2 separate regions of the Homo sapiens genome follow, and region 2 is linked to region 1. The links are chromatin loops, found by intact Hi-C in ENCODE. Cell type or tissue: mammary epithelial cell. All regions are shown on one strand. Each heading gives the region's core, and the rest is flanking DNA. Links, peaks and the distances in the headings are about the cores only. Region 1 has its middle 73 kb from the start of LINC02114. Region 2 has its middle 250 kb from the start of LINC02114.

Region 1 (17,177 bases), core at 3,737-11,736:
ATGATTAATAAGTGAAATTTATGCATTAATAAATTGATGAATTTAAACTTGATATTCTGCCTAGCAAAAGAAATTTTCCTGGTTTAGAAGATATTAATGTATTTGAACTTTACAAAATACAAGAATTTGTCTTTGATACCATTTGAGTTTCTTCAACAAACGAAATGCAGGACTTGGTCCACTACCCTCAGCAGCTTTTCCTCTAGGTTGTAACCTGGAGGGATGTGATAGTGCCGTCATTTGTTCCATGAACTGCAGCAAAGAATTTACATAGTTGTCAGTGATACCAGAGCTCATTTCATCATTTGACTGAGGCACCATTTTCTCAGATCACACATTAATTTCTTTAATAAATATTTGCTGAGTGTCTAACAGCTTTTAGATACTGGAGATATAATGTTGAAAAGGAAGGTTTTGAATAGCCACATAAAGCAAAATTTAAATTATGAAGAGGAAAGAGAGAATGAGAAACCAAATTTAATATGATGTCAGGTGGTAAAAAGTGCAATGAAGAATAATTTAGTTGAGTAAAAGGGAAAGTAAAAGAGGTAGAGTACAAGTTGTCATTTCTGATAGCTTCATTTCTTTTCTTTGCTCTAAGACATAATAAATTTTAACTCTTCCAGAACATGTGGCTACACAAATAATTCTTGAACTATGTGTAATCTGTTTTGTTTGGAAATAGGAGAGGTAGCTTTTTCAGATGCCTGCTAAAAGGATTGGGATGGGAGAAAATGTAGGTTCTGATAGTATAGTAATAATTACAACCTGACTGTGTTCCTCACAAAACTATGTGAATCATCCAGCATGTTTGCAGGATGCAAGGATACGAGATGATTTTACAGCTAACTTGGCTTCATGCTAGAAGTCAAGAAGAAAGTTGCGACAATAGAGGCACCTATTCTTCTGTACTCAGTACAAAAGAGAATGACGATAACGTGAAAAGATACATAAACATCATTATACTTTTCTTGAACTTTGACATTGAGTCTAACCTAAAGTAATAGACATAATTGTGACAGTGAACATCGCCTCCTGGGAAAGATGATGGTGACTTTACATTGGTCAAAAAGGCTGGAATACTCCTTAGTTCTCATTCTGGTTTCTTATCTAATTTTGACTTTTCTGCTTCTCTGTCCAATGTGAGAGTTGGTGGTCACCTTCCTGTACTGGCAGCCATGGACATGTATGTGTCAGAGAGACATGTGTATGTGGCTGTCCCTGCTGCTTTGGATGGTTCAGTCATCATTATACAGAGTTTATTTTGGGACTTCCTTAATCTCTTTGACCCCACTGACAATAATTTCATCAAACCTATTTTGATCATTCTTGTTATAAACTCCTTTTTCAAAAATCTCTAGAATTGCAAATATCAGTTATACTTCTCCTTCCAAGTATGCGTGCTCTAATAGTGCCTTCAGTAACAGTATTCTCTGCCTTTGTGCTCTTCTTAGTATATGAAATTCTATGCTGAAGGAAGATGCACTACATACAGCACTACAGTAGACAATGAAAGAAGAGAGTGAAATAAAAAGCATCTCTTATGGAGATCAGCAAGGTTCTGGAAGAGCTTGTAAGTTCAGATGTATTGCTGTGGCTGTTTGGAGAAAAATACAATCTGCTAGAAATGAACATAGCAAGTTGTTAATCTGATACCTCAGATGTTGATTGTATTAGTCTGTTTGCACACTGCTATAAGGGCATACCCGAGACTGGGTAATGTATAAAGAGCAGAGGGTTAATTGACTCACAGTTCCACATGGCTTGGGAGGCCTCAGGAAACTTACAATCATAGTGGAAGGCACCTCTTCACATGGTGGCAGGAGAGAGAATGACTGCAGAGTGAAGGAGAGAAAAGCCTCTTATAAAACCATCAGATCTAGTGAGAACTCACTCACTATCATGAGAACAGCACTGGGGGGACCGCGCTTATGTTCTTGTCACTTCCCACGAGGTCTCTCCCCCAACACATGGGGCTTACAATTCAGATTACAATTTAAGATGAGATTTTGGTGAAGACACAGAGCCAGATCACACCAGGGATGAAGAATAAAATTAGATTTTATTTTATGTTTTATACTTTTGATTTATGTTATTTCATCTGTACAACAAATGTGTATTACTTCTTCAATATAAAAATGTCCAAAGAATCATTTTTTAAAGAAATATAGACAATTGGAAACATCAAGAACTTGAAAATGCATAGAAACATGGGCTCATTTCATAATAAAATAAGAGACAATGATAAAGTACAGTTACAAATATAAAATTATACACAATAGTTGCTCCATTTGAAGACAGATGTAACCTACAAATGAAAACCGTTATAAAATACCGAGAAAGAACATGGGAGAATTTCAAAAATTCCAGCATATATGAATGTACTGTTTTTTTAAGTAGTGGCAATTTGTTTATTTCGCTATACTGTATGTAACTTTAGGGATAAAAAGTTTTATAAGTATATATTAAGAATATAAACACAACAGAACATTTATTATAGAAAGGGCAGGAAAAGACATCAAATCTGTAAGTTGTCTAATTCATAAGAAAACAGTATGTTCAGCAGATATTATGGAGTCAGAAAGATAGAAAAACAGCAAGAGTATGAAATAATGTGAATGACGTAAGCCATAAAAACACAAGTATTCAAAAATTCTAAAAATGAAATAATAATAAGAATAATAGTAATACAGTGCTTCCCTTGAATTAAGCACTATTCTAACAACTTTAACTCTTTTAATCTCCAACCTTAGCTAAACAGATGTCAGGAGAGTTTTCTGTCAGCCCCTTGGGACCATGTAACACAATTCACTCTTTTCTAGTCTTACCAAACAGTGGACCACTCCACCTTAAGAAACTAGCAAAAGAACAAATTAGATCCAAAACGAACAAAGGAAATAATAAAGATGAGAGCTGAATTTAATTATATTGAAAACAGAAAAGCAATAGAGACAATTAGTCAAACAGAAACTTGGGTCTTTGATGACCCTCTAGCTAGACTGATAAGGAAAAAGAGAAGGGCCATAAATTACCAATGTCAGAAATAAAAGAGAGAAAGTTGTGACAAACTGTACAGATGTTAAAATCATAATGACAGTATTATGACCAACTTAGTATTTATGAATTTACCAACTTAGATCAAATGGACAAATTATTTGAAAGACTTAAACTACCAAACCCATTCAAAAAGAAATAGGTAAACTGCAGTCACATACCCTTTGAGGAAATTAAATTTTTAATTAAAAAATTTCCAACAAGAGAACTCCAGGGCCAGATGGCTTCGTTGGAAAATTCTACAATTTGTCCATTGGCTCTCAATCTCCCTTGGTCCAGGAAAGTTCCATAAGGGGCTGAATCCTTTGAACTTGTAGGTTTGCGTCTGAGTCAAAAATGGCTGAAGTTTCACAGAGGGACAGCAAAAGTGCTTGTGGAAAGAGAAAGATCAGTGGTGTAAACTGGGGTTGGTTGCTGCAAGAACAGTCACAGGAAAAAGATGGATAAAGCGTATGTGTGGAGAGCACGACAGTGTGCTATATACTGGTCCTTGGTCCATGAATCATGACTCTCTTATAGTTTAATTAAGGAATCCATTGATGTAGTAATATAATGAGCCTGCAGCCCAGCTCAACAGCTAGAGCATTACCAATGTTATGCAGCTGCCCAAGGGTTCTGAACCTATGCCAAGCCCCTGACTTCTCAACCCGTCAAGTTAAGCTCCACCTGACTGTGGTGTTAATTATTGCCTTACTTTAGTACTTTTCTTCATTTTTGGATTACATATATATGTATTATATATGTATATGTGTACATATGTAATATACAATATATTATGTATATATGTAATATATGTATATGTAACATGTTTTATATATGTGTTACATACATTGAATACACATGCATACATTATATACATATATTATATACATATATATTGCATGTATATGTTATACATGTAATACATGTGTATGTAATATATGTATATGTATATGTAACATGTTATATAATATATATAAAGACGCATGTACGTACATTTATATAAAATATTTTTATATAGCCATATACATTGCTATATATATATAACATATACATATTAATAGATATGCTCTGGGGCTTTCTTTTCATTCAAGTTACATCATTAAGATTCACACTTTTTTTTGTTTTGAGACAGAGTGTCAGGCTGGAGTGCAGTGGCATGATCTCGGCTCACTGCAACCTCCACCTACTAGGTTCAAGTGATTCTCATGCCTGAGCCTCCCGAGTAGCTGGAATTACAGGTGCCACCACCATACCTGGCTAATTTTTGTATTATTTCAGTAGAGATGGGGTTTCACCATATTGGCCAGGCTGGCCTCGAACTCCTGACCTCAAGTGATCCACCTGCCTTGGCCTCCCAAAGTGCTAGGATTACAGGTATGAGCCACCATGCCCAGCCCAATTCACACGTATTTTTGCATGTAATTGCAATGAGTTTATCTACACCATTGTCTAGTTCTACCTTGTGAGATACTATTATCCATTCTCCTGCCAGTAGGCCTTTCAGTTATTTCCAGTTGTTGCTATGACGGATACGGATGTGCTACTCTGAATGTCCATGTGCATATTTCTTTGTCCTCATGTGAAAAGTTTCTCTGGAAACTAGAAGTGGTATTGTAATGTTGTAAACAATGTAGATTCACAAGATAGTGGAAAGCTGGAACTTTTCCAGTGGTTCCAGCTCCAGCCAACATTGCACAAAGCTGGAAACCATATATCTGAGCTCAGTCAATCCGCAGAATAACCATATTGTTGTTGTAACATGAAAAAGTTTATTTTGCAGCAACAGAGAATAAAAATGGAAATAATGCTATTTCTGGGTCTCTTGTAAAATAAATGTTAGAGTTACCTAAATTCTTTTCTAAAATGTATGTTAACATCTCTTGATTACATTTAAAATTAAGAAGATATATCTGCAAAAAGTCCTTAGGAGATTTAACTAATAGAGTGCTCAGAGGTAAATTTAAAGCCTTAATTAGTTTCATAATTAAACCAAAAAATTAAATTAAATTAAATGTACTAACATTCCTAGTGAATAAAGTATTAAATTACCAAACTCAAAGAAATTGTAGAATAGATTTAATGACATCAGCTGTAGAAAAGTGAAGTAGAATACAAATATTAGTAAATCCCCTCATATGGCCTATGTGTTCATAGTGATAATTCCAATAGAGCTATAAAAGTAATTTCATCATCTTCAATATTCCTTTCTGATTAAAACAAGAAAAAAAGCAAGTAAATGAAGATCACTCAGGAAACTTGAAGTAGAAAGTTCTTTAACGTACATCACCTCTATTTATGCAAATAATCAAAATCTTATAAAAGCATTTAATTAGAACAATTTTATGTAAGTAAAAAACTGAATATCCTCTTTATCACTTAACATTTTAAAACATTTTTTAGATAATTATATGAAATACACCATAAAAATGAAGTGACTTTCTATAAAGATAAAAAGTACGTGTAAGTAACTTCAAGCCCTGTGATTCTAGTTGACAAACTACAGAGAAATGAATAAACATAATTTAAAATAGTGTAACATTTTATCAGATGATTCATTGTACAAAATTAAAAGCATCCTTTAATATAGAATATTACAAGTTATAGAACTATAATGATTACTAACATCCTGTTCACAATGGCCACAAGAGTGGAAAATATCTGTAAAAACATTAAAATAAAAAATATAGGGAATGCACCTGAAGAAAATGTCAAATCTTATCTGAAGCCTGACTGTCTTTTAAATAAATAGGCATGACATGCTTTGAAATATTTAAGACATGCCTTAAAATGTTATTTTTAAAAATATCTTTATTTTTTAAACTTAAGGTTTAATTACATCCAGAGAAATTATAACCCTCTTCATTGATGTCTTCTCAAATGTGATTATACAAAAGAAGTATAAAATAAAAGGGCAGAAAACTACATCCAAAACCGATGATCAAGAACTCCTGGCTCTGTAACAGTTATCAGAAAGTATGTTACTGATATAAAAAATTACAGTAGATGAACAGAAGATACTCGTGAAACAAAACGAATTAGACAACCAACTTCTCTAATTCAATTTGTGAAAAAACCGTAACAAACATAAAAATTATGTTTTAAAGTGTCAAATTGGTGATAAAACATGATGCTTTTTGTTAACTTCCTGGAAAAGATGAATGTAGATGGTTTATTTTTGAGACGTCCAAAATAAATTTTGGCTAGAATATATATTTAATGAATCTATTAATAAACCACAAAAGGCAGATGAATGAAGATGAATGAATATATATGTCAGATCTCAAGGGCAAGAGGAAGTTGCTAACTCAAAAAACAAGAGAGAGAAAGAAAACCTTGAAAACATTTTGATAAATTTTTCTATGTGATTTTTAATTTCAGTACATCAAAAAAGGAATCATAATTAAATAAGAAAGCATCAATATTTGCAAAATAGACCAAAGATTAACAAAATCAGTGTTTACATTAAAATTTTATGCAGAATGTAAAAAATAGACTACACAAGGCCTTTTTTTGAAGACCGCAGTAAACACTGACAACAGGGCCTGAGCACACACACACACACACACACACACACACACACACACACACAGGCATGCTCATACTTGGAATAGTCGATCCCAAGTGAAAAGAGCCTGAGAGTCCTAGGCCCTTCAAATTCAGAAAATGTGTAAATTTTCCCAGCTCACAGCCCTTCTATTTGGAAATTATGTTTGTTAACTTTTTCTATTCCTATATAAGACAGAAAATATTCTCAAGTAAGGAAGTTTTTCAACAGTCACCATGAGCTTACCTCATTTACTATGAGAAAAGCAATATGGACAAGTTAGAGACTGAGATGAGAAGGAGGAAGAAGGAGAGAGAGAGACTCTGGGAAGTATGCCAAAATTGTAATTTTATTTTGTTTGGACATGCTCAGTAACAGAATTATTGATGACTTCATTATATTTTTTACACTTTGAAATATGTTTGCCTGTTGAAGAAACTTAGAATGAACAGACATAGATTTTATCATGAAGACAAAAATTAATGAATGATTCATCTTAAGATACATAATCCTGGTTATTATGTGGTTACCTACAATTCATTTTGCAGACAACAGTGTTAAACTGAGAAGTGCCAGGACTTTGAAATCTATCAGTCAGCAGAAAGAAGTCCATGGAAATTTCAAAGACTTAAGAAAAATATCATATTTACAGTCATGAAAGCAGAAACAGCATTCTAAATTTATAAATTTTATAACCCAAGATATTTTATTTGCTTTTGACTTCTCCACCGTATGTCTAAGAAGATAGTTTTCCTCCAAAGTTTTTAGAAAGTACATTTTTACTTTTAGTATAAATTATAATATGCTCATGTATATGACCACATAAATATTAATATTTCGTTGAGAGGAGTGTAGTGAAGGGGAAAAGACCACTCAACTGAGAACCAAAAATCTATCTCTTTCTCCAGTTCTATCACTAACCAGCTGTGTAATCTGACTGGATTCAACATTTAACTCCTCTGAGCTTTAATTTTCTCAAAATACAAAATTTAGAAACAAGGTTTGGGATTTTCCAACTCGTATTTTAGGACAAGGGACACACAGGTTATATTTAAGTCACAATCTTTCACTAGTGCAGTTAATGCGGCATCTGAATCAGGAAAAGCATTTTTTCCCCTTCAATTTGAACTAAACATTAGCCTGGAATTGTTTTCCTTCTGTATTGCTGGGGAATAGAAATGAAAGTCTACAGTTAAAATGTAACTCGAAAGAATTTATGTGGTTCACTGGGTAATAATTGCAACATTTTCCATGGCCTATTAAAGAGCAATTTCTTTGGTTTTATTAGGTGTTCCAGAATATTTTGGAGGGTTTTGCCTAGTGTAACTTTTCTTCTTCAATTCTAGTGTGAGTGGCATGATATTCCTTTATTTCAATGGAGAAAGGGGAACTAACATCATAAAATAAAAATTTCCAAAGCACTTCTCTTAATGGTGATTTTATCCATGGTGAATGAAGAAAAATGAATCCTACAATATTCTTGTGATTTGCTATTTATTTTAAACACGTTGATTTACATGTACTTTTCTTGATGCATAGAAGACAGAAAATACTGGTTAGCTTCTCACTACTCAGGGGTTTAATTAAAACATGTCTTCTGAAATGTATCTGACCATAATACATAAACAGAGAATATTTCATTTTCCTTTCTTGCTTTTTTTTTTTTTTTTTTTTTTTACCATCGTAAACCTAACTTGGCTCTTGACCAAAGACTTTAAAAACCATTAAGGCTTTTAGAGAAATCATTTTCCTTTGTGAGCTGCATGAATTTCACAGTCACCATTGCAGTGGGAAATGAGTTGGGCGTGAATCTGGTTGAAGTGTCTAGTCTAGAGAGCCACCAGCCATGCAGCTGTCCAGAATCAGTCAGTGGGTGGCGCCACAGGACTACATTTACACCAGGAATGCATGGGCAGCTGCCAGTGTGTGAATCTAATCTTAACAATTGCAGCCGATAAAAATCAGCTTTTCCTCTTAATTACTGCTAAGTGAATACCTTCTGATATAGCAGTCAGATGGCAAGGGTGATTATTGAGCAAGAACTAACACTTCTTGGGAGCCAGAAATTCCCGGGGCACTCTACTGAATATTTTCACATACACGTAATACCTCTTCATGCAATCATGTCAATACTGTGGCAAAAACACGTACAATTTCAAAAACGAAGAGGCTGAAACTCGGAAAGTTTGCCTCATGAACAGGCTGCCATAAGTCTCAGAGCCGTATCTTGATCTGAGGGCAGGGGCGGTGAAAACATATTCACACAAACAAATGTTTCCTAGACCCAGTTAATCTCAGGATCAACCAAGAATGATTCCTCGGACATCACCATAATGTCACAAAACAATAAGGTATTCGGAATACAGAAGGAGCTGGTGTTTACCAGCGAGAAAGTTCCAGAAACTGCATTGCCATTGCTGTTCTGAGTGGAATAAGCTGGTCTGGGAAGACGGGCAAGTCCAAGGGTGACAAGTGGCACTTGTGCAGTGGTGAAGTCACAGAACTGAGGAAAGGAATGAAGGTTTCTTTCCAAGCAAGACATACACGTTAAAAAATAAAGTCGATTTGAGTTTATAAAGAGCTCACATGATTAAAAATATACCCTCCACTGAAGCAAAAAAGCAATTATGTCTTTTTTTTTTTTGCATTTTTCTGAAGTGGACATGCTTTGTAACAAGATGTCCACTGTGATAAACGCTGCCCTGGAGTTTTCTTTCATATATTGGCATCACTGGGATATTGTCAGCCTCTTGCTTTAACTAAGTGAACAAAGACACATAAGCTTAATCCTAAGTAAATCAGCACATCATTCTAAACACCAAGACTTGCCCATATAAAATGGGCAGGTTCCGTAGGTCCCAATTCCATGTTCATATCACATCTGCCAGGTCAATGTGTGCTTTCTGTGCATGTGGGAACACTCCCCTGGGTGGGCTTCACTTCGCCAGTAGCAAGAAAGAGCATGGTCAAGCCAGAAGTGATGATTCAGCTGCCTCCTGCAGCCTTGCCTGTTAGGAGGAAATAAAAGAAAATGCGTGTTTCAATGTGCAAGCTGGAATGGTTATTAAGCTAATTAACGTGATGATCTTAATAAGACTTTGAAAATCAGCTTTATTGAGGTCTATTTGACATAAAATTGACTGCACATATTTGAAGTGTTCGGTTTGATGAGCTTTAACATAAGTTCTCACCCATGAACTATCACCACAATCAAGATAATGAACATACTAATCATCTCTAAAAGTTTCACTGTGATTCCTCCTTTTCACCCTCCCTTGTGATCCTCAAATGACTACTGATCTGCTTTCGAGCTCTGCAGATGAGTTTGCATGTTTTAGAAATGTATAGGAATCATACAACGTATCATTTTTTTCCTGACTCCTTTCACTCAGAGTAATTATTTTGACATCCATCCATGTCGTAGCGTGTATCCATAGTTCATTCTTTTTCATGGCTGAATAGTATTCCACTGGGTGCATATACCCCAGCTGGTTTATCTGTTCACCTCTTGATGAGCACTTGAGCTATTTCTCGTTGTTGACTATGATATGGTTGTAATAAACACGCATTGTGCAAATGTATATGTGTATACATTTGGTTTCATTTCTGGAGGGTAAATTTCTAGAAATTGAATGGCCAAATCATATTGGGAGGGCATGTTTAACTTTTGCAGAAACATACACTGTTTTCCAAACTTATTGTCATTTTACATTCCTATCAGCAGTATACACGTGCTTGAGTTTCTCCATATCTTCCCTGACACTTTGTAGGCTTACCTTTATTTTACATTATTTTATTTTATTTATTTTTCTGCAACTTGGTCATCCTAGCAGGTATGCAGTGGTATTGCTGTGGTTTTCATTTGCACTTCCCTAATGACACAGGATGCTGAGCATCTTTGATGTGATCGTTTGACATCAGTGTCCTTTCTTTGGCAATGTGTTTGTTCAGATCATTTGTTCATTTTTAAATTGGACTCTTTGTTTTCTTATTATCAAGTTTTGTTTTTTTCACATTTGTGGTAAAAGTTCTTTATTAGACACAGGATTTGCAAATATTTTACTCAATCTTTTGTTCTGTTTTTATTCTCTGAAACTGTGTTTTGAAGAAGAGAAGTTTTTAATTTGGATGAAGGTCAATTTGCAGTCTTTTTATTTTACAGACTGGGATTTGGTGTCATGTCTAACACATATTGATCTAAGCCAATGTCACAAGGATCCTGTGTTTTCTTCTTGATGTTTATTTTTAGATTTTGTATTTAGCTCTACGGTCTCTTTTTAGACAAATTTTGTATACGATATAAAGGTATAGTTCAAAGTTTATTTTTATTTTACAAATGGATATTAAAATATTTCAGCAGCTGGGCACGGTGGCTCACGCCTGTAATCCCAGCACTTTGGGAGGCCGAGTCTCACAGATCACAAGGTCAGGAGATTGAGACCATCCTGGCTAACACGGTCAAACCCTGTCTCTACTAAAAATACAGAAATTAGCTGTGTGTGCACGTGCCTGTAGTCCCAGCTACTAGGAGGCTATGGCAGGAGAATCGCTTGAATCCAGGAGGTGGAGGTTGCAGTGAGCCGAGATCGCGCCACTGCACTCCAGCCTGGGTGACAGAGGAAGACTCCATCTCAAAAGAAAAAAAAAAAAATTCCAGCAAAATTTGTTCAAAAAACTATCACATCATCACCAAATAGTCTTTGCCACTTTTCCAAAAATCGTTTGTTCATATATGTGTGGCTATGTTCCTTAACTCTATTTTCTGTTGTAATGATCTATCAGTCAATCTTGATACCACATGGCCTTGACTGATGGGCTTTATCATAAGTCTTGAAGTCAGGGAATATTATTTCTTGAATTTGTTATTTTTCAATATTGTTTGAGGTATGTCCTTTGCATTCCCCTATAAATTTTAGAGGCAGTTTGCCCATTTATACCAAAAATATCTGCTGAAATTTTGATTGGGATTGAGTTTAAACTTCGGGCCAATTTGAAAAAAAAAATAGACATCTTAACAATATTAAATCTGCCAACCCAAGATCACAGTTTATCACTCCATTTATCCAGTCTTCTTTAAGTTCTTTCAGAAACGTTTTGTAGTTTTCAGCGCTCTGCTTCTTGCAAGTCTTTTCTCAGATGTATATTTTTGATGCTATTGATATTTGCATTTTAATTTTCAATTATTCATTGCTAGTGGAAACGCAATTAGCATGTGTTTATTGATCCTATATCTTGCAAACTTGCTAAACTCACTTATTAGCTTCCCTAGCTTTTGGAGATAACCTCAGATTTCCTACATAGATAATCTTGTTATTTTTAAATAAAGACAGTTTTACTTCATTCTTCCTAATTAGAATGCGTTTTCTTTATTGCTCTGAGTAAAATATCTAGAAGTGGTGAGAATAGATATCCTAATCTTGGGAGGGACATTAAGTAAATCACGATTAAATAAATATTAGCTGTAGATTTTTTCAAAAAGTCGGGTTGAGGATGCTTCCTTCTATTCTTTCATTTCTGAGAGGTTTTATAAGGAATAGATATTGGCTATTGTTTTTTGCATCTATTTACCTGATCATAGTATCTTTATTTTTTTCAGTCTGTTAATACGATGAACTATATTGGTTGATTTTGAAATGCTGAGCCCATTCAGAATTCCTGAGATCAACTCCAGTTGGTCATGATGTATCATCCCTTTTTATATACTGTTGAATTTTATTTGCATAATTTTGTTTGAAATTTTTGTACCTGTGTTTATGGGAGATATTGGATTATAGTTTTCTTTTCTTGCAAATGCCTTTTTCTTGGTTTGGGTATTAAATTATTCCTTGCCTCAAATAATAATTTGAAAAATATTTTTCTGTTTGTTTGTTTGTTTTTGAGGCAGAGTCTCATTCTGTTGCCCAGGGTGCAGTGCAGTGGCACAATCCCAGCTCACTGCAACCTCCACCTCCTGGGTTCAAGTGATTCTCCAGGCTCAGCTTCCCTAGTAGCTGGGATTACAGGCATGCGCCACCATGTCTGGCTATTTTTTTTTTTTTTTTTTTTTTTTTTTTTGTATTTTAAGTAGAGATGGGGTTTTGCCATGTTGGCCAGGCTGGTCTCAAACTCCTGACCTCAGATGATCTGCCCGCTTTGGCCTCCCAAAGTGCTGGGATAACAGGCGTGACAATTGATCCATTTTATCCAAGTTGTTGAATTTGTTGGTAAAAAGTTTATTCATAATAGTTCTTTATTATACTTTTTGTGTTGGAAGTCCTCGCTCTCTCTCTTTCCTGATCACTGGTTTAGCAACTTTGTTGCTGTTCTGAAAGAATCAGCTTTGGGTTTTATTGATGTTTTCCATTGTTTTTCCATTTTCTATTTCACGTATTAACTCTCTAATTTTGTTTTCTCCTTTTTACTCAGTTGGAATATAGTTTGATTTTCCTTTTCTGTTTTTTTTTTTTTTTTCCAACATGAAGGTTGTTTTCTCTTTTTTACTCAGTTGGAATATAGTTTGATTTTCCTTTTCTGTTTTTTTTTTTTCCAACGTGAAGGTTGAGGTCATTGATATGTTAACTTCCTTCTTCTCTAATATTGCTGTGTAGTACTCGCCACGTCTTCTGCGCTAGTATCGGAATCATTCCTAACCCATTAGTAAGTGTGAGTGTAAAGTCTAAGATCTTTAAAAAAATGACTGTTTTTAAAAATAAGTAGAGAAATAAATGTAAGTAAAAATTACTGTTTTAAACAAAGTTACATGAGAATATTTCTGTATTTTAACTAAAGATCTCAGAAACAAGTATACCAGCTTCTTGGAAAACATTCGTCACTTCAATTTTCCCTCTGGAAACCAATCACATTATACACGTATGGGCCTTAATTTGGAGGTAGCCCTAGGGGCCCCGGTTTGTGAAAGCTGTCTTTATAACATTTCTCTTGTTCTTGACACATTTTTTTAAATAACTTCTCTGCTTGGAGTTCCTGCAGGACACATAGAGTGATTGTTGCGGGGAGAGCTTCACCCACATTCATGAGTGGGCATCGGCTGACTTGTTACTCTCTCAGCTGGAGAACAAAGTGGTCCTAGCTCCATTCCCATGAATGAAGGACGGTCCTTGAGATTCCTGGCTTTATCAGAGCATGGGTGTCAGCTCCCTACCTCTCAATGACTTGTGGTCATGCCTCCTATTCTGCCATGGGTGTGACATGCAAAGCCCACACCTGCCTCCACCCTTGGCCTGCATCAGCGTCAGTTCTAGACTTTTTCCCTGGCTGTAAATGACTTCTACAATTTTAGCTCCTGTGGGTTTCTGTCTATGTTTTCTCCATTCTTCCTCCCCCTCCTCTTCTGCCTCCCCCTTTTTTCTCTTTCTTCTTTCCCTCCTTTATTTTGTCTTCTGTTTCTAAAAATAAAATATCTTATATTACTCTTACACACAAAATTTATAGAAAAACATTATAGACATCCATAGACCCATCACCAAAATTAAACCAATAGATAATTTGTCTTTAGTAGCCCCAGACTTCTCTATTGCTGCTTTTTAATTTAAAAGTCATTATTTTATATGTACAGTTAAAACCTTAACCCACATCCATTTCTTTACTTCATTCCACAAAAACAATCATCTCTAGTTTAGTATGCATGTTTTTACTTATTATGCTTTTAGAAGGTATATTTGGACATATAGATAATGTAAATATTATCATCATATTTTTCAACATATAAATAATGTCACAATACTTATTATATATTTGTTTTCAACTTGTTTTTTTAAACTCAACAGTATTCTGTTGAAATTTTAACAATGGTGATATGTAGATATAGTTTATCCAATGATCTGCCGTGTGATATTTCACTGAATTAAATGAACAAAACTTGCTTACACATTCAGCTTTTGAGGGAAAGTTGTTTTTGTTTCTCATTGTTATAAATAATCCTGCAATAAGCATTCTTGTGCCTGTGTCCTGGTGCGCATAGTTCGGTAGTGTGGAATATGTATGTAGAATGAAGCTGTATATTTGTATGTGAGCATCTTCACATTTACTAGTTATTGCCGAGGTATTTTCCAAAGCGGTTGAGCCAATCTGTACTCCCACCCACAATTTAGATTTCCTCCTATTTCCCATAATCTTCCACATACAGCATTATTAGACTCTTCAACTTTTGCCGATGTCATTTCATAGTGGTTTTAATTTATGTTTCCTGTTTAAGACTGATTTGATATGTTTCCATATATTTATTAGTGACTCAAGTTCCTTCCTTTGCAAATTGCCTGCTCCTCTCTGGGAAGGGACCTCAAACCTGGAGTCTGGTGTGTCCCGGGATTCTATGGCAAAGAAGGGATCTCGATTCGTCCAGTCTTCAGTAAACACGTGAATACATTTGGGTTGGTTTTTCTTCCACAATTGCTTAAACCTGTGAGCCAAGAGACATGCAGGTAACATCTCCAAAGAGTCTGGGGACAGACTGATAAGCAGGTGGCCATAATGTATGTGTGTATGCACATGTACATGTACATGTGTTTGCATGTCTGTGTGTACATATACTGTAATCATATATTAATAGCTATATTTCTTTTTTCATAATCCTTATATATTACTTCTGCTCCCCTTGACGATAGCAGAGTTGAGATTCTCCACTCTTGCTGGATTATCACACAGTTCCATCTCATTACTGCCAGTGCCTGTGTGCTGTTGAAAGGAAACTTGGCTTCGGTAGGCCTGGAACACACCATAGAAGTAAGCTGCCTCCCTTGCTGATGAACTCCAAATGGAAGTTTCTATTCATTTCTGAGTGAGAATATTTTGCCCTCTATTTCTGATGCATAATTTCATCAGCCAAATATGACAACTGGTGAAGTAAATTAAAATGGACACCAGGCCAGCCAGGTGTGGTGGTTCACACCTATAATCCCAGCACTATAGGAGGCCGAGGTGGGTAGATCACTTGAGGTCAGGAGTTCGAGACCAGCCTGGCCAAAATGGTGAAACCCCGTCTCTACTGAAAATACGAAAATTAGCTGGGCGTGGTGGCAGGTGCCTATAATCCCAGCTACTTGGCAGGCTGAGGCAGGAGAATCGCTTGAACCTGGAAGGCAGAGATTGCAGTGGGCCAAGACCGAGCCGCTGCACTCCAGCCTGGGTGACAGAGTGAGACACTGTCTCAAGAAAAAAAAAAAAAAAAAAGGCCGGGCGTGGTGGCTCACGCCTGTAATCCCAGCACTTTGGGAGGCCGAGGCGGGCAGATCACGAGGTCGGGAGATCGAGACCATCCTGGCTAACACAGTGAAACCCCGTCTCTACTAAAAATAAAAAAAAATCAGCCGGGAATGGTGGTGGGCGCCTGTAGTCCCAGCTACTCGGGAGGCTGAGGCAGGAGAATGGCATGAACCCGGGAGGCGGAGCTTGCAGTGAACCAAGATGGCACCACTGCACTCCAGCCTGGGTGACAGAGCGAGACTCTGTCTCAAAAAAAAAAAAAAAAAAAAAAAAAATGGACACCAGCAGGCGGGCAAAGTACCTGAGCACATAAAGCCAGTTAGGTCTCATGAGCCACCTTCACCTTGCTCGATTGGTGAAACGGTGTGAATCTACGTCTCCACCGAATCTCATGTCAACTTGTCATGCCCAATATTGGAAGTGAGGCCTGGTGTGAGGTGATTGGATCATGGGGGCGGGTTTCTCATCGATGGTTTAGTACCATCCCCTGTGTGCTGTCCTTGTGACAGTTAAGAGTTCTTGTGATACCTGGTTGTTTTAAAAGTGTGTGGCACCTTCCCCACCTCTCTCTTGCTCTAGCTCCCTCCATGTGAGATCCCCCTGCCCAACCCCATTCACCTTCCACCATGAGTGGAAGCTCCCAGAGGCCTCCCCAGAAACAGAGCAGATGCCTGCCCCATGCTTCCTGTACAGCCTGCAGAACTGTATGCCAATTAAACCTCTTTTCACTATAAATTACCCAGACTCAGTTATTTCTTTATAGCAACACTAAAACAGCCTAAAAAATTGCAAGCATAAGCAAAACTTGCAATATTTATTGTAAATGCCTATATTTAAAAAAAAATGAAGTTAAGGCTAACGAATGAGAAGCCACCAACTAACTTGTACTTACAAAACTAGAACCTTTCCAGCAAAACAGACCCAATAAGGCAACTGGATAACTATAACCAATCAACAGTATATTTGCGTTACTTCCATGTTTGTCCTATAAAAGCCTCCCCTTGAGTTCCCTTGGTGGAACCCCCAAACCACATCTGGGTTTCGAGCTGCCTAATTCATTAATCATTGTTTGCTCAAATAAACCCTTTAATCATGTTGTGCTTCACTTTACCTTTTAATACAACAAAACCTTAACTTTACTTATTTCTCTAAGGTTTCCAATTTTTAATTTTTCTCATTAATTTGCTGAAATTTTAATCTATTCTAGAGAGTGTTCTTTTGGTTTGCCATGTGGTGTGTTATTTGTTTGTATATGCATTTATTCATTTAAAAGGCTGTAAATCTTTGGTTCACCTTTTAATTAAGTTAATTAAATTGAACTAGTTGTTCAATCTTGAGGAAATTACTTGATCTACCATGCCTCAATATTGTCTCAGGAAAAATTATGATAACAACA
Region 2 (17,177 bases), core at 6,020-14,019, 180 kb after region 1:
AATATTCCCACCTCTTTTTTTTATTATTATTCCTTAAAAGTGCTTATCAAGATGAATGAGCAGAGCAGTGTGTAATTTCAAAGATGAAATTGCTTTTCTCTCCAGATTTCCCATCGTGTTTTCAAGGTCACCATAACAAGGAGTCGGCCGAATGCCCGGCCTTCTCCGGGCTGTGTCAGGGTCCATCACGCCTCATGGGGATGCAGGGTGGCTTTAGAAGTGTTCTGCTTTATTTTTCCTCTCAAAAGAGGGTGTGAAATTCCTGCTCATTGACACACGGTTGGGTGAAATTGAAGTGTTGAGGGGACCCCTGCCCTCTGTCCCCAGCACAATCACCAAGGCCAAGACCACTCAGTGCCCCAAGTCCCAGGGAGGCCCATCCTCTGTGTCAGCAAGGGAAGCCCGGGTCATGTCCCAGCGACCAGCCGTAGACAGCAGCAGGGATGCAGAGATGAATAACGTTAGATTAGGCTCACAGTCATACCCAAGGTGCGCATTCCTGTTTTAAAATATAACAAACCAGCAAAATGATAAGTTCTGCTTGTTTCCATCCCACACCCGCAAGGATGACACTCCTTTAAACCTTCATCTGAGAGCTGCATTTACAATCCACTGACTGCCCAAATATTCTCCAGCATGAAATATGGTTAACAGAACTAAGAAATCATCAAGATATTCTGAGATTTCCTCCTTTATAGATAAAATAACACGTCTTGATAATCACTTGTGTAGGACAAATCAGTAGGTTAGTACACAGTTTTCCTTAGGTTAAAGTAATTACCATATTTTCATAGGTAATCTGGTCATACATTTCTAAAGCTATCTGGAAATATTTAAAAATGTATCTTTTAAATAATAATTTTCTTAAAATCAAGATACTTATGGTTCAAAGTGACAATTTGTTTACTTCCACAAAATTCCTCTTTCTACGCGATAGTAACAAAATGTATAAAATTTTAAGGGAAAATGATTGACAATGACTAGGTTGAGATTAAAATCCTCAGAATTTTTATTCGAAGTCAAAACATAAAGCGGTCATATAGCAACACAATGAGATGTGACGTATTTCGAGGCAGCCTAGGTATCAGCTGTAGAATGTACAAAATTTGGAATTAAATTCTCTAGTTCTTGGTTCCTTGATATTTATTGAGATTATAATATATATCAGTCTCACACGATTTTGTGAAGAGTGACATAAATACCGTGTGTTACTGTTTAGTAATGCTCAGTCAATGCTAACGGTTTTATTGGCATTATCCAAATGAAGTGATCAAAGCATTTAGGAAAACTGTTTATAGAAGAAGCTTTTTAAAGACAAAGGAAAAGTCATGATTGACAGTCTGGTGATCTGCCATTTGTCCTGCTTTGCATAAACTTTTTTTACTGGTTGAACTGATTTGATCGTTTAATTTCCATTCCTATCACCCAAGTTTTCAGTAAGTTTTGGGGCATCATGAGAGGATGTAACTTCAACACGAAACTCAATAGTGGAAAACATTTTGAAACAAGACATAAAAATACAGCAAAGGTCACTTTCTATCCATTTACAGCTAGATTGCAGCTAATCTTCCCCTTACATGACACCTACAAGTTAAACAAACTGCAACTAGGAAGATCGTGATCATTTGACTAGGACCTGGATTGTTTGAGAGAGGCAGTCTAAAAGTAAGTTTTTACTAATTATTTTTGAACCTTGTAATGGCATTTTAAGCAACTGCTTTCACCTACAATAATAGTTACTTATTTTACTTTTCCTGAATAAGCCAGGCTCTTTCCTAAGTTTATTAAATGTATTGTCTACTCTACCCCTTATACCACAGACTCACAATGTAGATACTATCATGATTATAATAATCATACTATTAATAAAAATTAATATTACTTTATTTGTATTATGGCTACTATTGTTCTATTGACAAAAAGAGAAGAGAGGTTAAGTAACGCGCATAGAGAGATAAGTACCAGGTCCCCAAATAAACCTCAACCATGTGGTTAAAGCCTATTAATAGCCTGACCACAAGCCCTCTGAGGTGGGAGCCTGGACACTTAATATCCTATTAATCCCTACTGTGCTGTGGGCTAGAGCCTATGTGTCCCTTCAAGGAGCACAGGGATGTTAAGTGTGGGTCTGTAGCTCTGGGGAGCTGTTTTCCTTTTAGGAATACTCCTTGCTAGTTTTCAAATAATTCTTTAGCACTGAAGTTGGGACCCCTGAGACATTTTTTTATGTTCTAAAGACCACTCTGTTAGTTAAGTAAACCTGACTACAACCTTGAACAAATTTATAATCTATTGAAATGTTACAGTAAAAGAAATGCGAAGGTAAAGCAAAAATTCTAATTATTTCAAAGGTAATTGCAAACTATCTAGCTGCCCTGAGAGTCTCCCCAAAGTCCCGGCATTGCTTGGCACTACCACACCCTGTTTTCTGGAGGATTTTTAGTTCAAACACGTACCTAAATTTGACCAGATATCTAAATTCCCATTTGGAGACACATCATGGCATGTAGGATACTTTCCTACTTTTTCGCTAAAAAAGGTTTTCGATCGAAAGTTGAATGCTGTGGATGTTGAAGTCCCATGCGTCTGAGGTCCCAAGTCTCAGAAGCCTTTCCTCATGCTGTTTCCATACGTGTTTTCAGTTCTTGGAATGAAATTCTCAGATTAGAACGCATCAGACCTCTCTTAGTTCTCATGGAGTATGTAGAGGCCATGATGAACTGAAGATTTCTCTCTGGTGTGGATATGTTTTCTCTTTTACCTCTGAACTTCTACATCAAGACTTCGTGTGAATGAGCTCTGCTTTTGAGGATTCATGACTCTTTTCCTCCATGATTTGAAAATGTATATTCAAAAGATTAAAAGATGGAGCTGGCCGAGTGAGGTGGCTCATGCCTGTAATCCCAGCACTGTGGGAGGCCGAAGCAGGTGGATCACTTGAGGTCAGCAGTTCAAGACCACCCTGGCCAACATGGTGAAACCCTGCCTCTACTAAAAATACAGAAATTAGCCAAGTGCAATGGCAGGCACCTGTAATCCCAGCTACTCGGGAAGCTGAGGATGGAGAATCACTTGAACCCTGGAGGCAGAGGTTGCAGTGAACTGAGATCACACCACAGCACTCCAGTCTGGGTGACTCAGTCTTGAAAAATGAAATGAAATAAAATAAAATAAAAGATAGAGCTGGAGTTTTGCTGGTTACTATTATTTAATCAGAGGACATATCACCCTCCTCACAAAGGTGAGAATCACACAGTCCCAGGAGGTTGTTTGGGCACCAGCTACAGGCCCACAGTCACCGTCAGCAAAATCAAATGTGTGTGTTACACACAGACGTCTCATCTCCATGGGCTTATAGACACCAGGCTAGGCAACTAAAAGGGAAAAGTATTTTTTATTTTTATTTTGTTTCTTCCAAGTTAAAGCATGCTTTTCCTGTTTATAAAACTTCTGTTTTTGGAAACACTTCTCACTGTACTTTACCATGAGCAAGGTAAGATAAGTTTTATAAGTAGGAAAGCATGCTTTTATTTTTGTTTTTATTTTATACAAGTAAAGAAGAAAATAAAAGCAAAACAAAAATTTATCTCTCTCAAGTGTCTACTCTCAATGTTTTGTGCTTGCCACACCCCATAGTCTATACACATACATACTTACAAAGAGGATTGTTCACCTGTGGGCTTGTTTAACATACATTTATTTTATAATGTATCATATATATCTTTTCATAATTTTTAAAAAATTATCTCTTCACTATAATGACTACATATGTTTGCATTCTGGGGTGTTAATTTAATTTAATTAGCAAATCATTTATCAATGCATATTTACTGTGACTATGATTGTTTATATTTTAACTAATGTTGTGATGACATTCTTGTGTATATTTTGTTGCAATACATTTCCCAAAGGACAATTTTTCAGCCTTAGGTTTTTCACATTTCATATCTCTGAGACTGTGCTCCATAAAGCTATATGGATTTGGATCCCCGTTAGAGACGTGTCTACACTCATTTCTGATAAATGCACACAGGTATCTCCAGGACTTATGCCCTGCCCAGAATACACTGGTTTTCTATAAATACTGTTGAATGAATAAATGTATCTTTAACATTACCATGGTGTTTTTTAACCTCTGTCAACATGAGAAGCAAAACCTACCTCCTTGTTTTAATTTACATTTGTTTAATTGCCTGTGAGGCCCAACATCTTTTCATAAATGCCTGGCTAATTTGTGTATTTATTTTTCCTCTTGTGAACTGCCTACTCATTTTCTTTTGATGTTATTGATGTGTAGGATTCTCCTTGTTGACTTGTAAGAATAATTTAGAAACTAGTGAGTAAATCTTTGTTTTGTGTGTCAATTTTTTTTCAATTATTTGCTTGTCTTTTATTGTTTGGTTGCTTTTACCTTAGGTAAAAAGGTAAGTGTTATGTCTTTCTCCAGGTTTAATTTATTTATTTTTTTGGAGGAGGGATATTCTGGGTCTTTACTACATAACCCACCTCTACTCCAAAAGCATAATTTTTCACTATTTTTATAAACATTAATATATGTCCCAAACATAATTTTTGTCCTCATTTTTTTAGAACACAGAACAACACACAGTTTTAGAACATAAAGCATAAAATTTTTGAGTGTATTAGTCTGTTCTCATGCTGCTTATAAAGACATACCCAAGACTGGGTAATTTATAAAGAAAAGAGGTTTAATGGACTCACAGTTCCACATGGCTGGGGGAGCCTCACAATCATGGCAGAAGACGAATGCGGAGCAGAGTCACATCTTACATGGCTGCAGGCAATAGAGATTGTGTAGGGGAACTGCCCTTTATAAAACCATCAGATCTCGTGAGACTTATTCACTATCAAGAGAACAGCAGGGAAAAGACCTGCCCCATGATTCAATTACCTCCCACTGGGTCCCTCCCACAACATGTGGGGATTATGGGAGCTACAATTCAAGATGAAGTTTTGGGGGGGACACAGCCAGACCACATCAAAGGGTCTTCATTTGAATTGTTTTCCACATGAGGATGAGAAGATTTCTATTTTTTTAATTTAAATACTAGTCAGCTGAGTATTTTTTACTCAGTATCATTTACTGAAAACCTAACTTTTCCCCAGAGTTGAAAGGACATCTCTGTTAAATATGAGATTTGCATATAAAACTGGATAAAGCTTAAACTCTGAATTCTCTTCTTCTTATCCCCCCATCTATTGCTAGGCCTGTAACATACCCTACCATTTGAATTATTTACCTTTCAAGTGCATTTTATGTTTTCTTAATTTATATGGTCCTCTTTATGCTTCCTTGCATAATTCCCACTCCCATTTTTGTATATTTATTTTCTGGATAAGCTTTAGAATAATTGCTGTTGTGTTTTAAAATATTGGTGGAACTTTATTAAGATGCTATTGAATATATGAATTAAATTGGGAAGACTTGTCATCTTAATGAAATAGAATCTTCCCATCTAAGAAGCAGGTATGATTTTCAATATTTCATCATATGTTTATACATACAACATGGCTTTTAAATTTCATTTCAGGAAAGTATAGAAATATGGGCTGACTTGCTATCATTTTTTTTTTTTTTGAGATGGAGTTTCATTCTTGTTGCCCAAGCTGGAGTGTAATGGCGTGATCTTGGCTCACTGCAACCTCGGCCTCCCAGGTTCAAGCAATTCTCCTGCTTCAGCCTTCTGAGTAGCTAGGATTACAGGCATGCGCCACCACAGATGACTAATTTTGTATTTTTAGTAGAGACAGGGTTTCTCCATGTTGGTCAGGCTGGTCTCGAACTCCCAACCTCAGGTGATCCACCCGCCTTGGCCTCCCAAAATGCTGGGATTATAGCCATGAGCCACCGCGCCCGGCCCAAGAGTTGCTATCTTAATGAAATATAACCTTCCCATCTAAGAAGCAGGTATGATTTTCAATATTTCATCGTATGTTTGTATATACAATGTGACTTTTAAATTTCATTTCAAAAAAGTGTAGAAATATTAAAAATGATATATAAATAAATAGCAATTGAAGGTCATTCAGCTCTCCAGGCATTCTGCTCAGTAAACAGCCTCTGTGTACCTTCTGAAACATTGCATTGCAATGTTGAATGAAGGGCTCAGATAATCTCAACATTTGTCTCCAAAATATTCCTTTTTAAATCCGTCATGCATGGATTTACGGAATGAATCACTCACAGCCTTTGCTGGTCCTGAAGGTCTGGAGCCCTCACCATGTCTTGGGGAGAATGGAGTTTCACCTCCCAAATGCCTGCTGTCATGGGGGAGCTGCTCCTCATTTAGTGGAAAACAGGTCTTTCCCACCTCCAGGGCTGCCTTTGCCTTCACCATTCCCTTATTCTTTTACTTCTTGGCTTGGTCATTGTGTAAGCTTTGATTATATCATTGTTCAGTGTTTAAATTTAATAGGAAAGGTTTCTAATATCTTTAGCCTGGTCTCAGACATAGCCTCAACTTTCTGATTCTCTGGTGGAACTGCAGTTTTATGAGCCAGGTACTGCCACTGTCTCTCATTCACAACGGAAGGCTTGAGGCTGAGTGGAACGAATATGGTCATACCACTTAAGAAGTGGAGCCAGGAAGCAAGCCCCATCAGCAGGACCCAGGAGTCAATATGTTCTGCATTGCTGAAGTTGAGAGCAATATTGTGCCCATCTCTGAAACAGAGATAAAATAATGCTACAGTTGGATCAGAAAAGAAAAATGAAAAAAATAAAAGCTTTGAGGAAGAACTTTGATGGAAGAAACTATTTCCATGACCCTTTTCCTCTCTGTCTACAATGGCATCACCTTCTTGGTGAAGGGACATTGAGATGCTACGGCTGAGAATGCAGAGTGAAGAGCCCTTGGAGGCCCTACCAGCTGCTACCAGCCTCCTGTCTTCCCTGCCTGGGTCCATGGCTGGCCTGCCCTGGCATCCATGTGGCTTCTGGACTGAGTTCCAGCTGGTGAGATGCGAGGGGAAGCTGCACCTGCTGCACCCAGACCTGGCTCATACAACCTTGCACAGGCGACCTCGGGGGGTTTTCCTTCTGTGGACGGACAGCCCAACAAGCTTGGAGCCCATAAGCTGAGGGTGAAGAGTCTCTGAATTGCTGCTTGGAGAACAGCCTGCTGCCAGCTAGGATTGCCTGGTTTGGATTTTATCTGAGAGAGAAATAAACTGCTTTTATTGTGTTGGACCCATTGGGCATTTTGAGCTGATCAACTAATATTACTAACTCCTTTAGTTATATGTCCTTCCTTTTAAAAGGTCTATGAAAGATGATTTAAAAATACATTCATGTTGCATGTTAAAGTATATTTCAAATAATTGAGAAACTCTAAGTAGGATAAGAATAAAGTTAGGAAATGAGGATGGAGCCAGGAATGAAGCTGTTCTGAAATGGGGGGAACATGAAGCCCCATTCTCTGGCTTAGGGGACAAGTTTGAATCCAAACTAGAAACGGAGGACAGGAAAAGGGAAATAGAATCAATGGCAGAAGAAAAACACAAGTAGAAATAATATCAGTGATGGCATTGCATCTGTCATCTGGACTGAAGCATTTATTTACTGTGAGAAACCCTTTAGGAATCTATTTTCATCCTTTTATGTAGATAAAGACATCGATATAGTTGACATCAATACAGATCAAACATAGACAGTGATCTAGTTATAGACACAGACCTAGACTTAGACATGGGTTTAGATACAGCTTAGAAATGCCTTTATTTCCCACTCTCCTCTCAGCCTCCACCGGTGTGTGAAATTGTCCAATCAGAGTCTCCTTTTGAGTCATCCATGGACGACTACTCATTAGCTAACTCATCTGGCCTCTTTCTTCCTCTAACCTTTTCTTCCCTTTTCTCTGTGCCTCTTCGCCTGCCCCAACTTAGTCCTGAGCATCTGTGACCTCCTGCTCACTGTGCATGCCTGCAGCTCTGACTCCTGTCCCGCAAAGTTTCTTGTTCTTCAAATCTTATTCTGGGTCACTCCTGTTTTTCTCAAGGATGCCTGTGGCTTTATCTCCCTTTCCTTAATGATGCACCTCAAACCTCCGTCTCCCCCTGAAATGCCTCCTCATTTACCTAACAGGCTGGTGACTGTCCCCTCTGGTGCCTGACCTAGGAAACTGACACATCTCACATTCGGAACAAAGGCTGTGCCCTCCTCGACAGTCCTCTACCTGGGGTCTCACTGCATTGCCATTGTTTCAGGGCTGCTTCCCAAGCCAGAGAAGTAGCAGCCATCCTGGATCGATTCCTTCCTCTCCCCACAGATTCCATCAGTCCACAGTGCTGCTGACTTTGCTTTCTGCACGTTTCTTAGATTTCCCACTTCTCGCCATCACCACCCTGGGAGCCACTTGCAAAGTACTGGCCTGGTCACCATCGCCTCTCGCCAGCTTACAGCAGGTGTCCCCTATCCAGCCCACCTTCCTCCAGTCTTGCTCCAGTTCAGTAACTTATTCTAGCATCTTTAGTAAGTCATGTGCTGGGGCTGACGTGCCTCTACATGGCTCCTCCTTCTTGTCTTCCTCTCCTTTGCTAGCATTACTGACATAGCCTGCATGTCCCTTTGTGCCAGGAACCGTTTAAGGTGATTTTCTGCTATTATCCCATTTAATCCTCAATATAGCTCTCTGAAGAAGGTAGCCTAGTCACCCTCCTAGGATGGCGAGGCAACCAAGACTGTGTAGTGCCTTCCCCTTGCACGCATAAGGTCACCTGCACATTGTTCTCTGCTTGTGGCATTATTTCCTCCAGCTTCACAGGGAGAATCTCAACCCATCTTTCATCCCTAATTATGGACACCATCTGCTCAACAAAGGCATATGGTGCTCCTCCATCTGCCCAGAGAGTTGCTGAGCCTCTGTACATCAACAGCCTTTAGCTGCCTCTACGCCGTGATTGGGAGGAAGCTCCCTGAGGACAGGGCCATATCTGACATTTCCTCAGTTACATTTTCCACACTGAGCATAATATGGTCACATAGGGGGCACTTATTAAATACTTCCCTAAAACATGAGTAAACATGACATCAAAAAGGTATCACTCACTGCAAGGAAAATATAGCTTATGACATTTTACAAATGTATGAAAATTTAAATGTATTTTTTGTTCATGAATAGTCACTGTGGTGCACGTAATATATTTAACCAGGAGTATGTGGCTTAGTGAGTTAATGCAAGTGAGAAATATGTACCCACATGAAACACCTCATATATGAAGTTTTTTTTTTTTTTGACAGAGTTTTGCTCGGTCACTCACGGCAACCTCCGCCTCCTGGGTTCAAGCAGTTCTCCTGCCTCAGTCTCCCGAGTAGCTGGGACTCTACAGGCATCCCCCATCAGGTATGGCTAGTTTTTTCTTTTTTTGTATTTTTAGTAGAGATAGGGCTCTGTCATGTTGACCAAGCTGTTCTTGAACTCTTGATTTCAGTTGATCTGTCTGCCTTAGCCTCCCAAAGTGCTGGGATTATGAGTGTAAGCCACCATGCTCAGCCCTCATATATGAAGCTTTGAGTGCTATGTATAGGGATTCAGACTTTATAGGCTGCCACTTTCATGATAGATTTACATTGCACCCTACTGTTAATCTCTACATTTTTAATTTTAAATTCTTAAGGATCATCTTGTCTTATCTTCATTCTAGTTAGTTTTTTTTTAAAATAAAAACTAACAAATAAAAAACAAACAAATAAAAAACAGGCTAGACAAGTTAAATGATCTGCTTTAGCCCGAATACTGGCATAGAAGTAACCAGAAATGCTCTTACTCCTAATACATACATACATATGTCCATATACATATGTTTCTTATTATCCATATAAGTGCATTTTGATTTTGGACATAAAACAAAGGACTACATGAACGAATATATTTGTATTATTATATAAGCAATATGAGCTTACTGAAGAATATCTAAAAATATTGAAACAGTTTAACAAAATAATATTCATAATTCTATTACCTAGCAGTAACTCCTGTAAATATTTTAGGATATTTCATGCTTGTTCTTTTATTATCAATATATTTTCCTATTTGATATTTTTGCAACTTGAGTGCAAAATTTTCACTTAATATTATAATTATTATTTCCCAGTTTATTAACTATTATTTTAAACATACTTTTATGTTTGTGTACTCTTCTATCACATGTGGTTATTTTCATTAACAAACCATCTATAATTTTAGATGTCTATCAGCACTAACATGGGTTATTGTTGCTGTTATATTTAATATAATTTCCTCAGGATCAATTTATATATTGTAAGCACTATGTCAAATTCCCAAATATCTTGAATTTCTTTGTGTGAGTTGATTTTTCAAATGATTGTACCGGTTTACAAAAGCAGAGTTTAAGAGGATTCATCCCATATCATAAATAAATAGTGGTTTCATGATATGTTCTATAAATGTATTTTGGGAAAGTTTAAAGTCGTTTAACTATGGTCATATCCTACATCCTAGATGTTGTTCTGTTGGGTTTCATTTAACCAGTCTCAACAAATGATACAGAATATTTCCTAAAGAACTTATAATCCAATAAATGACTTTTTGATGCCTCATGGAGAAAATTGGCTTTGAGACCACACTTCTTCCCACTTCTTCAATATAAAAGAAAAACAAGTTCTTATTAACACAATTTTGGACACTCAAGCACATTCTATGGTTCTGTATTGGTGATGAAAACTGCCTATGAGCGACTACCAACCTCTTTTATGCTGCCTATTTTTGGAGATGTCCAAATTTAAGATTAAGGATTCTGGAAATTTGTTTCACATATTCTCTTTCTCTTTCTCTCAAGGTTAGGGTACCCAGTGTCTTCCAAACTAAAGTATTGTAATATTACCCTGCCACCTAGGGGTATTGCCAAAGAAATTTATGCATGTATATAGACATTTAGTGTATTGGTCAAAATGTGACAATTATGTTATTAAAGTATGTAATTAACAGTCACAATTGTGTTTTTGTATTTTGTTTTCTCTTTCATAATAGTCTTTGTTCTTGAAACCAAATGAGAATGGTGTGATGGAAACTAGTAAGAATTCCCCCTTTCAGAAACATGGGATTTTAAAAGACAAACATGATAAAACTTAGCATTAACTTGTGGTGGGCCCACTGGTGGTTCACGGTTTTTCAAGCTCTCGAGGCCTCCTGCATATTATTTCTCATTTATGACAATTTGAAGCACCCAGGGGACAAATTTCTGTTTAGAACACAGTCACTTGGTCGCCGCTTCGGGTGGACAGTGAGTCCAGATCATAGTATAAATATATGGTCTTAGTGATCAAATTATTTATACCATTACATGTGATGACAAATTGTCCCCCAAATTGTTGACCTGTGATGTCAGTCTTTAGGTCTAACAACCTTGTCTCGTTCCCTAAAAATAAGCTTTTCCTGATGAAATGTACTAAAGCGAGGAATCTAGGTATTCAACCACAGCAGGACTATCTACATACTTTGTGGATACGGGACTTTTGCCTTGAGAGATGTAAGCATGAAGATGAATTTAGAGAAATAGTGGGCACACACTTAGAACAGATGCCAGCATTGTTGGAGAAGCACACTTTGCTCTCGTTTAAAGTCATTGGAGCAGGCAAGCTAAGTTTTGTTTTGAAAATGCATCCCCTATGAGTCAGTACAATTTCTCCTTGAAATTGAAGCATTGAAAGAAAGACGTGGCAGAGAGGCTCACGCCGCCATCTATCTCTGGCATACATGCCATCTCAATTTTGTGCTGCTGATCCAGGAGAAAACGAAACCCTGCAACATCACAAGACAAATTAATCAATCCAAAACTCAATATTTTGACAAAATTAGCATGACTAAGAGAAAGAGAGGGCGTGTTGCATCAGGATTGACCCTCCTGATCCTATTCCCGCAGTTAGTTGGCCCAGTGAATGTTGAGTTGTTCTCTGGCCTTGAAAAGATGTAATTACTCCCTGTAAGAATATTAACAGAAGACGAATCTTTCCCTTCCAAACATTAGAAAAATCCAGCCCACACCTGTTTTCTTATATTTCCTCTTTTCAAGGCAGCGAGAAGAAATTGAAAGATGTAACTAGTCGGGGTTTTGCTTAGCTTGGGGCTTTTCTTCATCCTGACAGGCCTTTGTTCCCTGCACAGAGAGCGCTCTAATTACACCCTCTCCAGTCAGGGCTCCAGGTGGAGGGCGATGCAAATGCCAGGTGCCTTTTCTCTTCTCATTACGATCTGTCTCTTTCTGAGCACTTCACTTTCAGGAAGGGTGGGGGCTCTTTCTTTTGAGTTAAAAACACCCTTTCGTCATCTCCATTTTATTCTTACCAATTTTGCTCCAAATCTCATTCCTGTTAAGATGGCTGAATACAATGCTATTTTTGATTGTTTGCCGTATATGCTAATATTTGAATTCAGGACTTTGCAATAAGGGTATTGAGTTGCCTGTGTCACCCCTCATGCTGACTGCAGCTTCACATACAGATCCTGGGAGGCTGTCTGGGAACACGGCTCCCAATATGACCGCACTGGGCCAGCATAATGACACCATTCAAAATGCAATCTAGGCACTCCAGGACTCTCAAACCAATATGAAAGAGGCTCCAATTAGCTGAGCCCTTCTCCATTTAGACTTTTTATAGGAGTTTGATTTGTGCTTTTTAATTAGCAGGTTATTCTAATAACCTTTTAAAGCAAAGTTATCCAATAACCAGACTAGCTTTTTTAATAAGCCCAGTTGTTGAACTAGTTAGGAAAAAAATATGAAAAGGAGCTGTATAATATTTTGGTGTAATATAAATCTCTTTACAAGTCCTTTTCAATTTTGCATTTTCTACTGTAAGTTTTGGCAGTGACATTAGTTCAGAGGATTCCTCTTCTTTGAGGAGAGTCAAATTTTCAACATCTGATGGAATGACACAAATAGAAATTCTTTGAGTTTTTATTTAACTTCTTATTCAGTTTTAAAATTTAACACAAAAGAGGAATTAACATAAGTTAAATGATTTGTAATAAAATCTCTACTTTTTAAATAAAAATTCTGAATAGAAAGTTATGACTAATTTTTATAGAGGTACAATATTCAAGTTATATACAATAAATGGAAATTATTAACTGTGCTGTAACTTGATATTTGCTTGTACAAAAAAAGTTTCTTGCTCTTTGCATTTGTTTAGATAATAGATAATGGACTACAAATTTTATAAACAGCATTTAAGTTATTTTTGAAAATTAGGGACCTACATATATTTTAATATACATATAGGCATTCAATTGAGTTTTTGAGTAAATATTATGTCATAAATTGTCAATTTTTAAAATTATGTCCTCTTATGTATACTATGTATTATTTTAATATGCTCAGTTCCCTTAATAATACATTGTATTGAAAACACTGACATTAATTAAGTTGCTGTTGACTTTACAATGTTTACTTTCTTGATTTATGTTTTTAAAATTAAATTATTGTTTTCTATTAGGAATCACTTTTATAAAATATCTTTAAATGATGAAATCAAGTAATTGTTATATTATAAATATAAATTATGTGTTATAATTCTCATATGTCATTGAATAGGTGATCATTTCTGAAATCAAGCATTTTCATTAACAGGTAACTATATTCCAACTTGAACTGTCCTAATTAATTAGCCCCAGTGTGCTATACTGAGATTACATTATTACAAGTAAAATGAATAGAGGGAAAAATTAGATCCCACAATTTTTAAAATAGCCATTAGCTATTGGTGAGTATAGTATGGGATTACCTTTACAATTGTTAAATTCAATTGATAAAATTTTATGGTTTATGTAAAATAACTCACCTAACTCAAAGATTCTGAGCTAAATGGGTGGCAGGATGATAATGTTTCTAGTAGTATGATCTTTTGAATGTCTGTCTGTGTTCCAAAATCACACTCAATTTTATAAAATGTATAAAAAATAGAAAGTGGTGACTATGTTCTTGTAAATTTAACCTTTCTTGGGAATCACTGGAAACGTCTGTGTGTGCTGCAAGGAGTCTGTGGGAGAAGGAGTCACTCCTGCCGGAGTGCTGTTTCCCCTGAGATTGGCTGAGCCTGGAGGAGAGAAGTCCAAGCGCAGGAAGCACATGTGTGCATGAGAACTTGGAGACTCAGCCCATGTCTGATCAGCCTCACCAGACACCTTCACCTCCAGAAGCTCCCGTGCTGCCTGAATGGTTCGCAATGATGCTGAGGGCTTTTCTGAACAAATACCATTCTCACTCTCTTTGCTGTAATCTAATATTAGGTGCACCAGATTTTTCTCTGCTAAAATCTGTACAGGAAAAACAATTGGAGGCATTTTAGCCATTTTTTTTAAAGTAACATATTTCTGAAGTCAATGATTTATTTGCTATGGTTTACAAATCAGATGGACTGCCACTGGGAGAGTTCTACTGTCTTACTGAGTGCACATGTTGAAAAAAAAGTATCCAAAAAAAAAAAAAAAAGGAAAGAAAGAAAACTTGGTGAAGTAGTGCACTTTTGAACCATTTCTATCTTAACATTTTGTGGTCTTTTTTCCGGGAAGCCAAATTATTAACAATTTAGAGTAGGAGTTAATGAAAGTAAGCAGCATATTTGACACTTAATTCTGCTGTTGCAAGAGGTGAATAATTATGCACACTGTCAGTTATTCCAAAGAAGAAGGAAGAGAAGGAGTGGGGGGAGAGGAAGAGGAAGAGGAGGAAGAGGAGGAGGAGGAGGAGGAGGAAGAGAACAACAACCCCCACCATTTCAGCAAAAGAAACTGAGAAGGAAGGAAAGAAGGAAGAATAGAAGAAAAGTAGAAAGGACGAAAAGTTTCTTCTACCAAATCAATGGTCAAGCACTGAAGTTGTTTAACTTTTTGATTAAAAAAAAGTAAAGATGACAGAGGAATTTCTTGTATACTAGATCTCCCTAGGTAGATCAAGATGAGGATTAATTCACTTCTCAAAACAAACCTTTACAGCGCGGGGAAACTCAGACAGAGTTATTGAGTGACTTGCTCAGTGTCACGCAGCTTTCATGTTGTGGAACTGGAGTTGGAACCAGACATTCTAGCTCTCATAGCCAAATCTCAACCCCTGATACCTGAAGTATGCCCTGCCTCTTCAGTGTGGCTGGCAGCAGATCAACTCCCTATGGTTACACTGAGTGCTCTCATGTGTAATGGGGGATTATAATACCACGGTTGCTGCAAGAATTAAATGATGCAATTATTTAATGTCACATGCTTTCTACTGTTTGTGAGTTGGGGGCAGGGTGTGTGTGTGTGTGTGTGTGTGTGTGTGTGTGTGTTGCTCATGCGTCTCTAATCCTAGAATTACCATATAGTCTTCATTGTAGTAGAAGCTCAATAAATAGAAACAATTTAAGCACTGTGTTTAAAGTGTTCTTGGAGAATAACTTTAATCATTTAAAAATCTCATTATTATCTTTATTTAAATTGTTATTTGTACATTCATTGTAACCTATTTCTGTTATGAGACCATAAGATTATTTAGTTGAGAGATGGTAATTTACCAATTTTTATACTCTCTAGTTCAATGCGTCTTACACAGTGTGCACGAAATAAATATTGGCCAAATGCAATTAAGTCGCCTTTTACTGCAGGGCATTGTAACTCTTTGTTCATTTTGGAAGTGTTGAATTAAAGAGAGGACTTGTTTTGCAGACTTAATATTAATAAGGTATCTCTAACGATGAGGCAAATTTACCCTCAAGCTGTCTTTTTCCCAAGTGTCATATACACTGGAAAGGAAACAGCTGAACCATACCTGGCTTTCTCTGAGGACTCCCTAGTCCAGTGATGCCTTGTGAAAATGGGCAGTGCAATGTGAAATAGACCGTATTTCAGGAAGAAGAGACAAACATTGGAGGACATTGCATAACTGCGGATGCAGATGAGAAATCAGAAACAAACACAGATGGAAAACATTTATGAATAACAGTTTCAACATCAGCGACCGACCTCCTCCTGAAATAGTAGTGCAGAGAGCAGGTGTAAAATGTCTTACTTTCACTCCACATTTTTGTTAGATTAAAATCTTTAATGTTTGCTTTCACCGTGGCTCCTCTTAAAGACATGAACACAAGGAAATAGCATGTTTTGTGATGTCAAAGGCTGCTATTAACTAGATAAAGCCAGTTGCAGACCTTATGAGTCCAGTCTTGTCTCTTGGCGAGCCTCCTACCTCAGCAGGAGAAAATCTGAACTCTTCTCACCTCTCTTTGATTTCCAAGTCAAGCAGAGTTTACGTGTAAGCCCTCTGGCATCAAGCTGAAGTGCGGGGGCCTGTATCTGCAGCGAGGGTTAAAACAAGACAGGTCTTTACATTGATTGGACTGCTGGAATGAGTGTGTGTGTGCCTGTGTATGTGTGTTCCTGTGTGTGACCTCACAAAGCCCTGCCTAGTGTTCCCGTGTTGGGACATCCCATGTCCATTACCCACATAGACCCACATCAAGTAGGTGCACTTCATTATACAAATGATGTTGATGTCAGCAAACTCAAAAGCACAAAGAGAAGCAAGAATGATAAAGGGGCTGAAAGGATTGATTTATGAGAAAGAATAAAAAGAAGCATAGATAATAGTGAATCACATTTTGTCTGGCTTAAGTGATGCTTTTGGGGAATTCTAAACAGGAGCTCAGAGAAAAAAAATACCTGGAAAACAATAAAAGAGCTGAATCTTAATGAGTAAGAAAACTTAGGAGAACATGAAAAGAAATACCCAAAAAGTCGGTTAGATTAAGTGGGGAAACCTCCCCTTTGATGCTGTGATTTCTGAAGGAACACAGGCATTGCTGGAAGACCTGGTAGAAGACTCGTAAAAGGGTATTATTTTAGGTAAAAGTGAATGAACCCTGTACATTTACATTGCAAAAGGCCTACTGGAAAATAAGTAAGTGATGGATGTAAATCCTAGCCCATGCTAGAATCTGAATTATCTAAGGAGTTGGAACCTTCACACGTTAAATCTGATAGGGGAGCTCTCAGCAGATAGTGTGCTGGGATCTGAGTGAATCGCTGTGGCCTGTGAGGGGCCATCAGTATCATTTCCCTTTCTATACACTTGGCTCCACAGTTGATTATAGAGGATAACTATCTGACAGTCCGACCCCTGGGAATAAAGTAAATATCAACTGGGGCTTGATATTTGCTGACATCGGG

What was found. Peaks named below come from ENCODE experiments on the same cell type or tissue, not always from the same donor. Only the 100,000 strongest peaks of a DNase experiment are listed, where the experiment ranks them.
Region 2: it touches region 1 in a loop (19-fold over the local background); 4 of 110 quality-filtered maps call a loop at or near these places.

Annotation. Positions count from the first base shown.
Region 1 is chr5:4,691,647-4,708,823 of GRCh38, reverse strand. No RefSeq gene overlaps it. Among named protein-coding and RNA genes, the nearest start is that of LINC02114, 73 kb to the left of the region's middle. In mammary epithelial cell, for the core only: a CTCF peak has its summit at 8,447 (motif pointing right); a DNase peak (open chromatin) is centred at 8,553.
Region 2 is chr5:4,514,450-4,531,626 of GRCh38, reverse strand. No RefSeq gene overlaps it. Among named protein-coding and RNA genes, the nearest start is that of LINC02114, 250 kb to the left of the region's middle. In mammary epithelial cell, for the core only: a CTCF peak has its summit at 10,878 (motif pointing left); no DNase peak of the experiment used is centred there.